2 separate regions of the Homo sapiens genome follow, and region 2 is linked to region 1. The links are chromatin loops, found by intact Hi-C in ENCODE. Cell type or tissue: OCI-LY7. All regions are shown on one strand. Each heading gives the region's core, and the rest is flanking DNA. Links, peaks and the distances in the headings are about the cores only. Region 1 overlaps LOC101927902 (a long non-coding RNA gene). Region 2 has its middle 41 kb from the start of SYPL1.

Region 1 (5,377 bases), core at 314-5,313:
CACAGCAGAGCAGGGACTAGAGTGAGGCATAGGAGGCACTCAACATGGGTGCAAAATTCAATTTTTTTTTTTTAGATGGAGTCTCGCTCTGTCACCCAGGCTGGAGTGCAGTGGAGCGATCTCGGCTCACTGCAACCTCTGCCTCTCAGGTTCAAGCTGATTCTCCTGCCTCAGCCTCCCGACTAGCTGGGATTACAGGTGTGTGCCACCACAGCCAGCTGATTTTTGTATTTTTAGCAGAGACGGGTTTCACTGTGTTGGCCAGGCTGGTCTTGAACTCCTGACCTCAGGTGATCCACCCACCTCAGCCTCCCAAAGTGTTGGGATTACAGGTGTGAGCCACAATGCCGGGCCCATGGGTGCAAAATTTAAGGGGCCGCCAAAAAACTCAGTAAACAAGATAAATATTTTAGTGCAGTTCTTTTAAAATTTTTGATATTTTGTTCATCGTGGATAATTTTTTATTTTTATTTTTTAGTGGTTGCATTAAAATATTGTTTATCATGGTTGCTGAGTCTTTTGGCACCCATTGGACTTTGTACGCTGATCCGGTACCTCCTTCTTCTCAATCTAGTCTCAGTCTCTGAAGAGCAGAGTGCACTCATCTCAGCTCCGATCTCTAACCAGTGCTGGCTTGTGAGAACCGGCTTGAAGAAGATTGATAGGTTGATGGTTGGGCTGGAGCGTAGAGTGGCTGGAGGCCCCGTCTACCTCTTTCAGAAAGCCACGAAAACAGATAGGCAGGGGGCCAAGTCTATTGTTCCAAAGTTTCCACAGGCCTTGAACGGCCCTTGGGCTTTGCGGTCTGGTGATCAGAGCTGTAAAGGTTTCTAAACAATCAGAGGCCTTTGATATGGTTGCCAACACCCACATTTTCCATTCTGGGAACAATGCCATCAAGGGCCACAGCCTCAGTCCCCCACCTAAGTGAGGAAGTGTCTGCTGGTTGCTGGTAGGAGCAGGTCCTGTGAGGGCAAGGGTCAGAAGGACAGAGGAGTCTTCTTATCCTGGCTGCTCGCCTTTTCCCTCTGGTCACCTCACCCTTTTGCATGTTCAAAATCTATGCTCATCTTATCTAGCCCATTCCTCTTGGCTAAAGCCAGCACACATCCTGTTCCTCTCAATGGGAGAACTATCCGGGCAATTGCATTTAAAGGTTTTCTTGCATTGGTTCGGAATTTGCCCTGGCTCTGCCCTTATTTCCTGATCCCAGTGTAGTTTCTTTATTCAGGTGTGCAAAAGAGTGAGCTATTTTGTTATGGAGGCAGAGAGAAACAACCTCAGGTTCCTCTAATAATGCCTTTAGAACTCTCTTCTGAATAACTGGGGCGTTAAATTCATCGACAAAATCCCTTTGGGAGATACACCATCTGGGGACCCCCTCAAAGGTAGATATCTGGGCTAATTTGACTGCTATTTTGCAGGAATGCAGGTGGGCAAAAGATAGTTTCCACTAGGTCAGAATGTTTTTTCCACTTTCTGTTCTTTGTTATTTTGCTCACTTCCGGTGTGAAAGCACTGAATTTCAGAATTAGATGAAACTTATAGTAAAGGCCTGCCACAAGGTCTTTGTCAACCCCATATCCTGGTGACCAAACTAGATTTCATGACGTCAATCATTTCAAAAACACAGGCTCTTCCAACGGCGTCAGCAAGCAGAAATCCTGTTCACAAACACTGTTCTAAATCAGTCTTTATTTTATTTTATTTTTTTTGAGACAGAGTCTCACTCTGTCGCCCAGGCTGGAGTGCAGTGGCACTATCTTGGCTCACGGCAACCTCCACCTCCCGGGTTCAAGGAGTTCTCCTGCCTCAGCCTCCCGAGTAGCTGGGATCACAGGTGCCTGCCACTACACCCAGCTAATTTTTTGTATTTTTAGTAGAGACGGAGTTTCACCATGTTGCCCAGGCTGGTCTCAAACTCCTGACCTCAGGCGATCCGCCCGCCTCGGCGTCCCAAAGTGTTGGGATTACAGGCATGAGCCACTGCGCCCAGCCAAATCAGTCTCTTAATACTGAGTCTGAATCTCTTGAGATTTTAGCCCCTCAGTGCTGACCTGATGGAGATGTGCCTTTTTTTTTTTTTTCCGGGGAAGTATTCACTTCAACTCCCACAACCCCCGAGGAATGACTAGTGGGTTTCTTTCCCCTCCCCTCGGGTGGCCTTGTGAGGAAGCCAGGAAGTACTGTGAGCGGCAGGGCCTGGGAGAGCCCCTGTGGCCGACAGGAGGAGATCAGCCTTCATCGCACTCTCAGAAACGGAAGTGTGGGCGTGTGTTATGTTGCTGCAGCAACCAAAGGCAACCGAGCAGCAAACCTCAGATGACTGAGCCCAGCCCATTCAACGAGGGGGAGTTTCAGGTGGCCTGTGTTCCCCAGGGACTGGGCCTAGCTCAATCGGGAAAAGTCAGCATCCAAAAGTCCTCAATGACGCAGAGGAAGCCAGGAGAAAACAGTCAATGGCTAGTCATCACTGATTCGTGGTCACAGGCGTTAGAACAGGAAGGATCTGCACAGATCAGCCTCTCCCACCCCTCACTTTCCTGATAAAGGAACTAAAGTCCGGAAAGTACTTGCTCAGAGTCCTACTGCCAGTGGGTGTGAAAGCCAGAACCACCACCCTCATTGCCTTCTGTATACATAGCTTTAACAGTTTGCAAACACTCTTATATGCTTTAATTTCATCTGATCCTGGACTGAGAGCAAATATTTGTATTTCAACCAAAAGGCCAAATGCTCAGTTTCCTCATCTGAGAGGATAATAAGAGTACTTTTCTAATGGAATTCTTTTTTTCTTTTAATTTTTGGTAGAGACAGGGTCTCACTATGTTGCCCAGGATGGTCTTGAACTCCTGGCCTCAAGAGATCCTCCCAACTGCACCTCTCAAGTGCTAGGATTACAGGCATGAGCCATTGCTCCCTGTCCTCTAATGGAATTTTTGTTAGGATTAAATGAGTTAATAGTTTGGAGATTTGAGAGACTATAATAGAGGAAACCTCTCTTCCCTTCCCAAGTTCTGAGTAATTAAGAGCTGGGCAAGGAGAAATAAAAACAAATGGGATTGGCCAGGAGCAGTGGCTCTCTCCTGTAATCCCAGCACTTTAGGAGGCCAAGGCAAGCAGATCACTTGAGGTCAGGAATTCAAGACCAGCCTGGCCAACATGGAGAAACCCTGTCTCTACTGAAAATACAAAAATTATCTGGGTGTGGTAGTACACACCTGTAATCCCAGCTACTCGGAAGGCTGAGGCAGTAGAATCACTTGAACCCAGGAAGTGGAGGTTGCAGTGAGCCGAGATCACCCCACTGCATTCCAGCCTGGGTGACAGAACGAGACTTCATCTCAAAAAAAAAAAAAAAAAAAAAGCAAATGGGATCAAAACATCAACTTTATCACTGATACATTTTATATAGGAGTCCATGGTTTACATTTGTGGGTAAGTGAATGCCAGAATTAGGCAGGGTACCCACGCAGGCTGGGGCATGCCCCCCAGTTGGAAACTGTCCCTGTAAACAGTGGAGCCTGGGAGAGCAGAGCCCAAAGCATGCTCTGGAGGAGGATGGCTGCCAAGAGGACAGAGATGGGCTGAGCTATGCATCTCCAGTTCCTCCCCAGCGTCTCCATTGAGAAGTTGCTCCTCTTCCTGTACCACCCTCTTCACCACCACCACCACCCTCCTGGGCAGGAATGAGTCAAAGAGCAGGGAGACAGGTCAGAAATCTCATGCCAGAGAAGCTTCTTCCACATGGAAGGAAATGTAAGGGATGAGGAAGAATCTTTTTCCCTTCTAATAAATATACGTAAAGCACTTAGTACCTGGCACAATAGTAAATGCTCAATAGAAGTTAGTGATTACAGGCCGAGCGCAGTGGCTCATGCATGCCTGTAATGCCAGCACTTTGGGAGGCCGAGGTGGGAGGATCACCTGAGGTCAGAAGTTTGAGACCAGCCTGACCAACATGGCAAAAACCCATCTCTATTAAAAATACAAAAATTAGCTGGGCATGGTGGTGGCCACTGTAATCCCAGCTTCTCTGGAGGCTGAGGCAGGAGAATCACTTGAACCTGGGGGGTGGAGGTTGCAGTGAGCCAAGATTGTGCCACTGCACTCCAGCCTGGGCAACAGAGACTCCATCTCAAAAAAAAAAAAAAAAGAAAAAAGAAGTTAATGATTACTATTAATACTTGAGCTATAGCTTATTCATCATACCAGAGACTTCTGTACCTCTATTGATGTGACTTCTCTAATCATGTCTGCTCTTATTAGATGTGTGACCTCGGGAATTTTATTGACCCTCTCTAAGCCTCAGTGTTCTCCTCTATACAATGGCTACCATGATGGTACTTATAATTGGGAAGACTACATGATTTAGTGTAAAGGGCTTAGCCTGGATGCCTGGAACCTAGTGAATATTTAATAAATGGTGACTATTGTTTATTATAAAAGAACTTGGGAGTCCAGCACAAAATAAATGCAAAATTTGCAATCATGAAACATGATTGATTTAGAAGAGGCATGTAGGCTGGGCACGGTGGCTCACGCCTGTAATCCCAGCAGTTTGGGAGACCGAGGCGAGCAGATTGCTTGAGGCCAGGAGTTTGAGGCCAGGCTGGCAAACATGATGAAACCCCATCTCTACCAAAAATACAAAAATTAGCTGGGTGTGGTGGTGTGTACCTGTAATCCCAGCTACTCTGGAGGCTGAGGCCTGAGAATCGCTTAAACCCAGGAGGCAGAGGTTGCAGTGAACCGAGATTGTGGCACTGCACTCCAGCCTGGGCGACAGAGCAAGACCCTGTCTCAGAGGCATGTAAAGGAAAGGCCGATTATCAGAATTAGAGCAATTGCTTCCTTTGCAGACACGATCTAGATACCTAGGTTTTATGCCCAATTTTGCCCCTGAGAATGAAGCACCAGGAGTACTGCAAAATCATCTGGGTGTTTTCCCATCACTTTCCATAAAATGAGGAGAAACTCACAGTCTAGTGTTCACCTTGGGAAGATGGTGGTATTTTGGTATTTTTGAAGCTGTGAGGTCTTTGGGAAAGAATATTTAAGTGCTCTTTCATGTGTTGAACAAAAATGGCTTCAGCCAATCACAGAAGCTAAGAGCCACTGTCTGAACTGCAGGAGGATAGATGCTGGATTTATCTCACCCACTGCTTTGTCTTCAGCACCTGGCACAACATGTGGTACATAGTACACATTTATAAAATATTTGTTGAATATGTAAGTGAATGGAGCAGGTGCCTCAACACACAGCAATGGTAAGATGCTGCCTAAGGGGATGTGGTCTCACTTTTTTTGTAGATCTAGGTAGGGCAAATCTATGGAATACGGAACTAGAGGCATTTGTATAATCGTTGACTGGTCT
Region 2 (5,377 bases), core at 277-5,276, 1.2 Mb after region 1:
TCATCGGCATGCTCAGCCCACCATTGTCCCAAGCCAAGCCAGTTGGTACTGGTGCAGAGAAGTAGCTTCAGCTTCTGGTCTCAAAGCCATCCTCTGAAGGATGCCACCACCTCTCAAGCCCTTTTAGAAATGGAGATGGACTGGTGGTGGCATGGGAGGGCAGACCTAAGTCTGGTATGTCAGTGGAGCCAGACAGAAGGGCAGGCAACTCTAGTTACATTAAAATAGCAATGTATTGTTGACGGGTTGGAATTGCACACTTACAATCACACTATTCTATCTATAGTATTATCCCATTTAATGATAAATATGTATTTGTATATATGTATATCCGAAAAGATCTGGAAGGTTATTTCTGCAGCTTTAAAAAGAAATTGTCTTTGGGTGGAATTATTAGCACTTTTGATGTTCCTCTATTTTTTTTTGTATTTGTACTATGTATCTGCATAACTTTCTGGTTAAATGAGTTTATGTTTACAATTTAAATAAAAAGAGAAGGAGCATCATTTGGCTGCACCTCCCTCAACTTCAGATGTAACTTGTGGGGGTGGAGGACAGGGCAGGGAGGCCAGCTGGGGTGTTCCTCCTAGAGTTGGCGTTGATGGTAGGGCCTCACTCTGTTCCCTACACAGGTTGGTCACTGCCCAGCCTCTAAGATGCGAAGCTCTCTCCAGACCCTCTGGCCCCCTTACTCTAAGGTTCTAATGTTATTTCTGTTTCAATATGGGGAAGAGAAACAAAAACAGATGCTGCCTATCTCGATCAGGGAAAGGCAAGAGGGTGTCTTTCTTCCATCTGGGTTTTCTCTGTGACTGTTAACTGGATGCTTACAATGCATGGGGCAGGGTAACCTCCTGCCACTTATAGTGGTGGGGGTTGATGTCAGTGACTTAAGAAAATTAGGGAATAAATGTTTCAGTTATTTTCTCCAGTAACAGAAGGAGGGAGGAGTTGAGGCAGGTATGGTGGCTCCAAAAGGTTACTGGTGTCAACCCCTCCTGTGTATGCCTGCCACTCCTGTGGGTGGCTGTCAGCACTGAGCTCACAAGATGACTGCTGGACCATCCCTGCTGTGGCCGTGTCCCTGTTTCAGTCAGGATCGGACAGGGACAGGGGCAGATGCACCTCCCAAAAGGCCTCATCCCCAGGCTCGCCGGCATATTTAGTGACATTAATCTGTGCAAGAGGCTTGGAATGCAGTTTTTTGTTGTTGTTTCTTTTTAAACAAACATACTGTCCAAAGTTCTCTCACTAAGGAAGGAGGAAGAATAGACTTTGAGCAGGCAACAAGTACTGTCACATAGTCCAAAAGCTCTGATTCTCACAGAAAAGTCCATAATCTTTAAGTGCTGCAGAGATTTCAGGATCAAGGTAAATTTGTAAAAAGTTGGGAAACCAAAGGTATTATACAGTCCCATGGGAAGAGTTTGCTCAACAAGACGGTTCTTTTGCTGTAGTTGGTGAGCCAGGTTCTTGCTCCACGTTCACCCTCAGGGCTTGGTGGGGTTGGGGTTAGCCTGCTCTGCAGCTAGGCTGGCACCTGTCAGTACCTGGGTGATTGTTCCAACACAGACGGTACGTAGGAAGCTGGCACAAGAGCTGACGGTTCTTGTTTGTCATCCCCTATATTTCCTTGTGTCCCCACTCAGTTGGGCCTGCCTGCATTCTTTTGACAGTCGCTAAAGTCACAGACATACTTGACCTTGCAGTTTTTAGAGGGGACCTGTCACCTTTCAATAAACAAGAGGGAAGATCTTTGAGCAGTGAGTTCCAGAGACCCTGTTAAAAAGAAAAACCTTAGACAAGTTTAGCAGAGTTTAAGTGAGAAAAAAACAAAAACTCAGAAAACAAAAACACATGACATGTGAATCAGGCAGCCCTCTGATTCAGAACGGGTTCTAAGAACATGGTCAACAATGTGATCAAGTGTTATGGATGCACGGAAAACAGAAGTGAGGTACATATAGGGCTTAACTGGTTCCGGCTCAGCGTTTGCCTTATTTGATCGTTGGCAGCCAGGGATTGAAGGAAGCTCAGTTGCCGTGATGGCGGAGACTCAGCTATTTTTTACAAAAGCATACTCCTAAATTTAGGCTTTCAATTAGATTAGTAAGCCAGGCTGCCTGCAGTTAGTTAAGTAAGGACTTGGGTGCAAAGGCTTCCTCAGGCCAAATTTAGGTTATTTTAACATCCCCAATGGCCAGAGACAGGCTTCTTGGAAGCCAACTGCTTGGAGTAAAACTGTGATGACAATTCCTTTTGAAACATGTACTCCTTGAAATTTGGAAGACATTTTGGGCTAATAGATGTTCTCTGTGCCTGAAAATAAGGATGGCTTCTTCCAAAATGCAGGTGAGTCAGCCCTTCCCTGCAAAGAACTTGCTGACTGCTGCAATTAGGGGCAGTCCACAAAAGAAAAACCATAAGGCTGCATCAAAGCACTGGCTCCTCTCTCAGAGAACAGAGGAGAAGCTGCCCCTCAGAGGAAGGAAGGTGGCTTTCCAGGAGGCAGATGCTGAGTCAGGAGGAAGGTTGCTTCAGGATGTTATGTTAAAACAAAACAAAAAACAGACCAGGTGCCCTGGCTGACGCCTGTAATCCCAGCACTTTGGGAGGTCAACGCGGGCGGATCACTTGAGGTCAGGAGTTGAAGACCAGAGTGGCCAACGTGGTGAAACCCCGTCCCTACTAAAAATACAAAAATTAGCTGGGTGTGGTGGTGCATGCCTGTAATCCCAACTACTCGGGAGGCTGAGGCAGGAGAATCGCTTGAACCCGGGAGGCAGAGGTTGCAGTAAACTGAGATCGTGCCACTGCAATCCAGCGTGGGCGACAGAGAGAGACTCCGTTTCAAAACCAACCAACCAACCAAAAAAACAAGGCTGACCCCCACCCCCAGCAGAGGCTGAACTTAGAACAAGTACAGATCCCATCAGAACTATGATCTCTTTCAGATCAAAGAGGCTCATGGTACATTCTAGCTTTTCTTGTTCTCTGATTCTAGACATTTTCTGCCTTGAAATAGGAGATTTCCTGGGGTGCGCCCGCCCGCCTTGCCTCATCTCTCAAATACATTCCTGGGAGCAAGGAGCCCTGCAGCAGGCAGCTGCCCAGCGCTCAGCCCTCTGCTGCTCTCTGCTGGAATGTCGCTGCCAACACCACTAGTGCTTATCCTCAAAGCTTTGGCCAATTCCTGGTACTTCTTTTTGGCCTGTTAACAGAGAGAAGCTGACAAGCAAATTACAGACCTTTGTGACTTAGAACTGAATGCTAAGTAAAATCAATGCTCCGTTAACACAGAATGAGCAACATGACTGTTAAAAAAGCAATGATAGGGTCGGGCGCAGTGGTTCACGCCTGTAATCCCAGCACTTTGGGAGGCCAAGGCAGGTGGATCACGAGGTCAGAAGATCCAGACCATCCCGGCCAACATGGTGAAATCCCGTCTCTACTAAAAAAAAAAAAAAATTGCCAGGTGTGGTGGCGCGCTCCTGTAGTCCCAGCTACTCTGGAGGCGGAGGCAGGGGAATTGCTTGAACCCAGGAGGGGAGGTTGCAGTGAGCTGAGATGGTGCCACTGCAGCTTGGCGACAGAGCGAGACTCTGTCTCAGAAAAGAAAAAAAAAAAAAAAGGCAATGATAGAGACATCAGTTGCTTTTTAACTTAATTACCAGACAAGAAAGACCGTAAATTTCTTGTACTTAACAAGAAATGCTTCTCAATGGCCATATTGTGCAAAATATTGTGCGCATACTAAAAGGGACACATGAAACAAGTTATGTACTCTCTGCTTGCAGGAGTTTATAATCATATAACTCAGAAGGAGGGGAAGTCATTACAAAATGAGACAGATCCAGATATATCCCATGAGAGAGCACCAGATAGTGATAGGCTCACATTCAGCTAGAGATCAGGGAGGTTGTGGAAAAGCAGCCGATGCAGCCAGGCTGCTGAGGAGGTGCAACATTTTGGGGAGAGGACAAGAGGGATGAGGTCTCAGCAGGAGGGAAGAATGCTGTGTATATGTAAGTGTGTGTGTATAAAGAACTGTGTATCTGTGCCCATATGTTTGGAAAGAGTGTTGTCAGGTTGCCTTGGGTTCCTTAGAGTCTAATTCAAAAAGCTATTGAATACTTCAGGTAGGGTTGGACCAGTAAAGACTGAGCAGTGAGATAATATTTTGAGATAGGAATAACTGCCCCCTTCTGACTGTTTAACAAAACCCTTTTTACTATGAAATAAAACCAGCTATAGAAAACCACACAAAAGACAAGTATAGCTTAATGATTGCAACGTGGACACCCAAACACAGCAGCCTCCCACACCCGTAAGTAACCACCGTTCTGACTTTTATAGCAATTACTTATTTGCATTTCTTTCTAGTTTGTCATCTAAATGTGTAGCCATAGACACTGTAGTTTAATATTGTTCCTCCTTTTGAATATTGTCATGTGTCCTCAAGTTATTTTTAATTTACGTGTTCCCCTCCATCTTTTCCTTTCCCTTTAAATGTATGGGCTTAAGAATCTGGGCCACTTGACCTGTGATCTGGATCTTAGATTGCGTGTACGTGGTCATCTCTCATGTTCCTCTGACCTTTGTGATCCTGCAGATGGGCAGCTGGATCCAGAGGCTGGCTCACCTTCAGGCTTGAGCCCTTGGTAAGATGCTAGGTGGTGAGGCTTCTTTCATCTCGTAATCTCTCTTTTATGTGCATGATGTTAGCAGCCATCGATTCTCAATGTCTACGTGGACTAACTCATTGGCCGTTGCAAAACGGTGATATTCGGAAACAATAATCTCTTTGTTGTTTCATTTGTTAGTTAGAATACATCTATAAGGAGAAGCTTTGCCATGGCAGCAGTTCTTTAGAAAAAGGTAATTCTAAGCATCTTGTGTAGTTTTGGATAGTCACATCCTCCTAAGGCTGAGCCCTTAGTAATTGGCTCTCTCAGAATCTTGCAGAGGCCAAACTGGCCCCAGGAATAGTGGCCCAGAACTACTGGCCACTGGCCACTTGTGGACGTAATCAGAGGACCCCTACCCCACCTGCCACTCTTCCAGTGACCTACTCCTCATGGGGTGGGATAGCTGTTTCTGTCCATATGGAAGATTAAACACTCTAAATTATCTTCCACTGGAAAACTGGAAGCAAAATGCTAGACAAAACAACATATTTAAAACATGTAATGCTGAGCTTCTTTGAAAGAAATCTGGAGAGGTCAAAAAACAAGAAGGAAGCAGGAATTCTGTGAAGTAATACCGAGGGTTTCCGCTACAGACAGGAGACTTTCAGCTTCCTTTTTGATAGTTGCAGGGGAGATCAGAGGGTAGACGATGAGGCTAGGGCTTGCCCAAGGAGTGAGTCTTTGTTAGG

The links. Hi-C counts contacts between places; a loop is a spot of excess contacts. Peaks named below come from ENCODE experiments on the same cell type or tissue, not always from the same donor. Only the 100,000 strongest peaks of a DNase experiment are listed, where the experiment ranks them.
Region 2: it touches region 1 in a loop (8-fold over the local background); 2 of 110 quality-filtered maps call a loop at or near these places.

What each region holds. Positions count from the first base shown.
Region 1 is chr7:104,942,947-104,948,323 of GRCh38, forward strand. The region is part of intron 1 of LOC101927902 (a long non-coding RNA gene); the gene reads left to right. Among named protein-coding and RNA genes, the nearest start is that of LHFPL3-AS2, 19 kb to the left of the region's middle. RefSeq lists enhancers at 953-1,012, 1,653-1,702, 2,013-2,322, 2,116-2,410, 2,643-2,712. In OCI-LY7, for the core only: CTCF peaks have their summits at 2,205 and 2,405; DNase peaks (open chromatin) are centred at 715, 1,515, 2,295 and 5,292; H3K4me3 peaks cover 3,286 bases; H3K27ac peaks cover 4,930 bases.
Region 2 is chr7:106,150,903-106,156,279 of GRCh38, forward strand. No RefSeq gene overlaps it. Among named protein-coding and RNA genes, the nearest start is that of SYPL1, 41 kb to the left of the region's middle. RefSeq lists a silencer at 4,330-4,379 and an enhancer at 5,313-5,377. In OCI-LY7, for the core only: CTCF peaks have their summits at 3,142 (motif pointing left) and 4,205 (motif pointing left); DNase peaks (open chromatin) are centred at 2,129, 2,469 and 3,129; H3K4me3 peaks cover 690 bases; H3K27ac peaks cover 1,116 bases.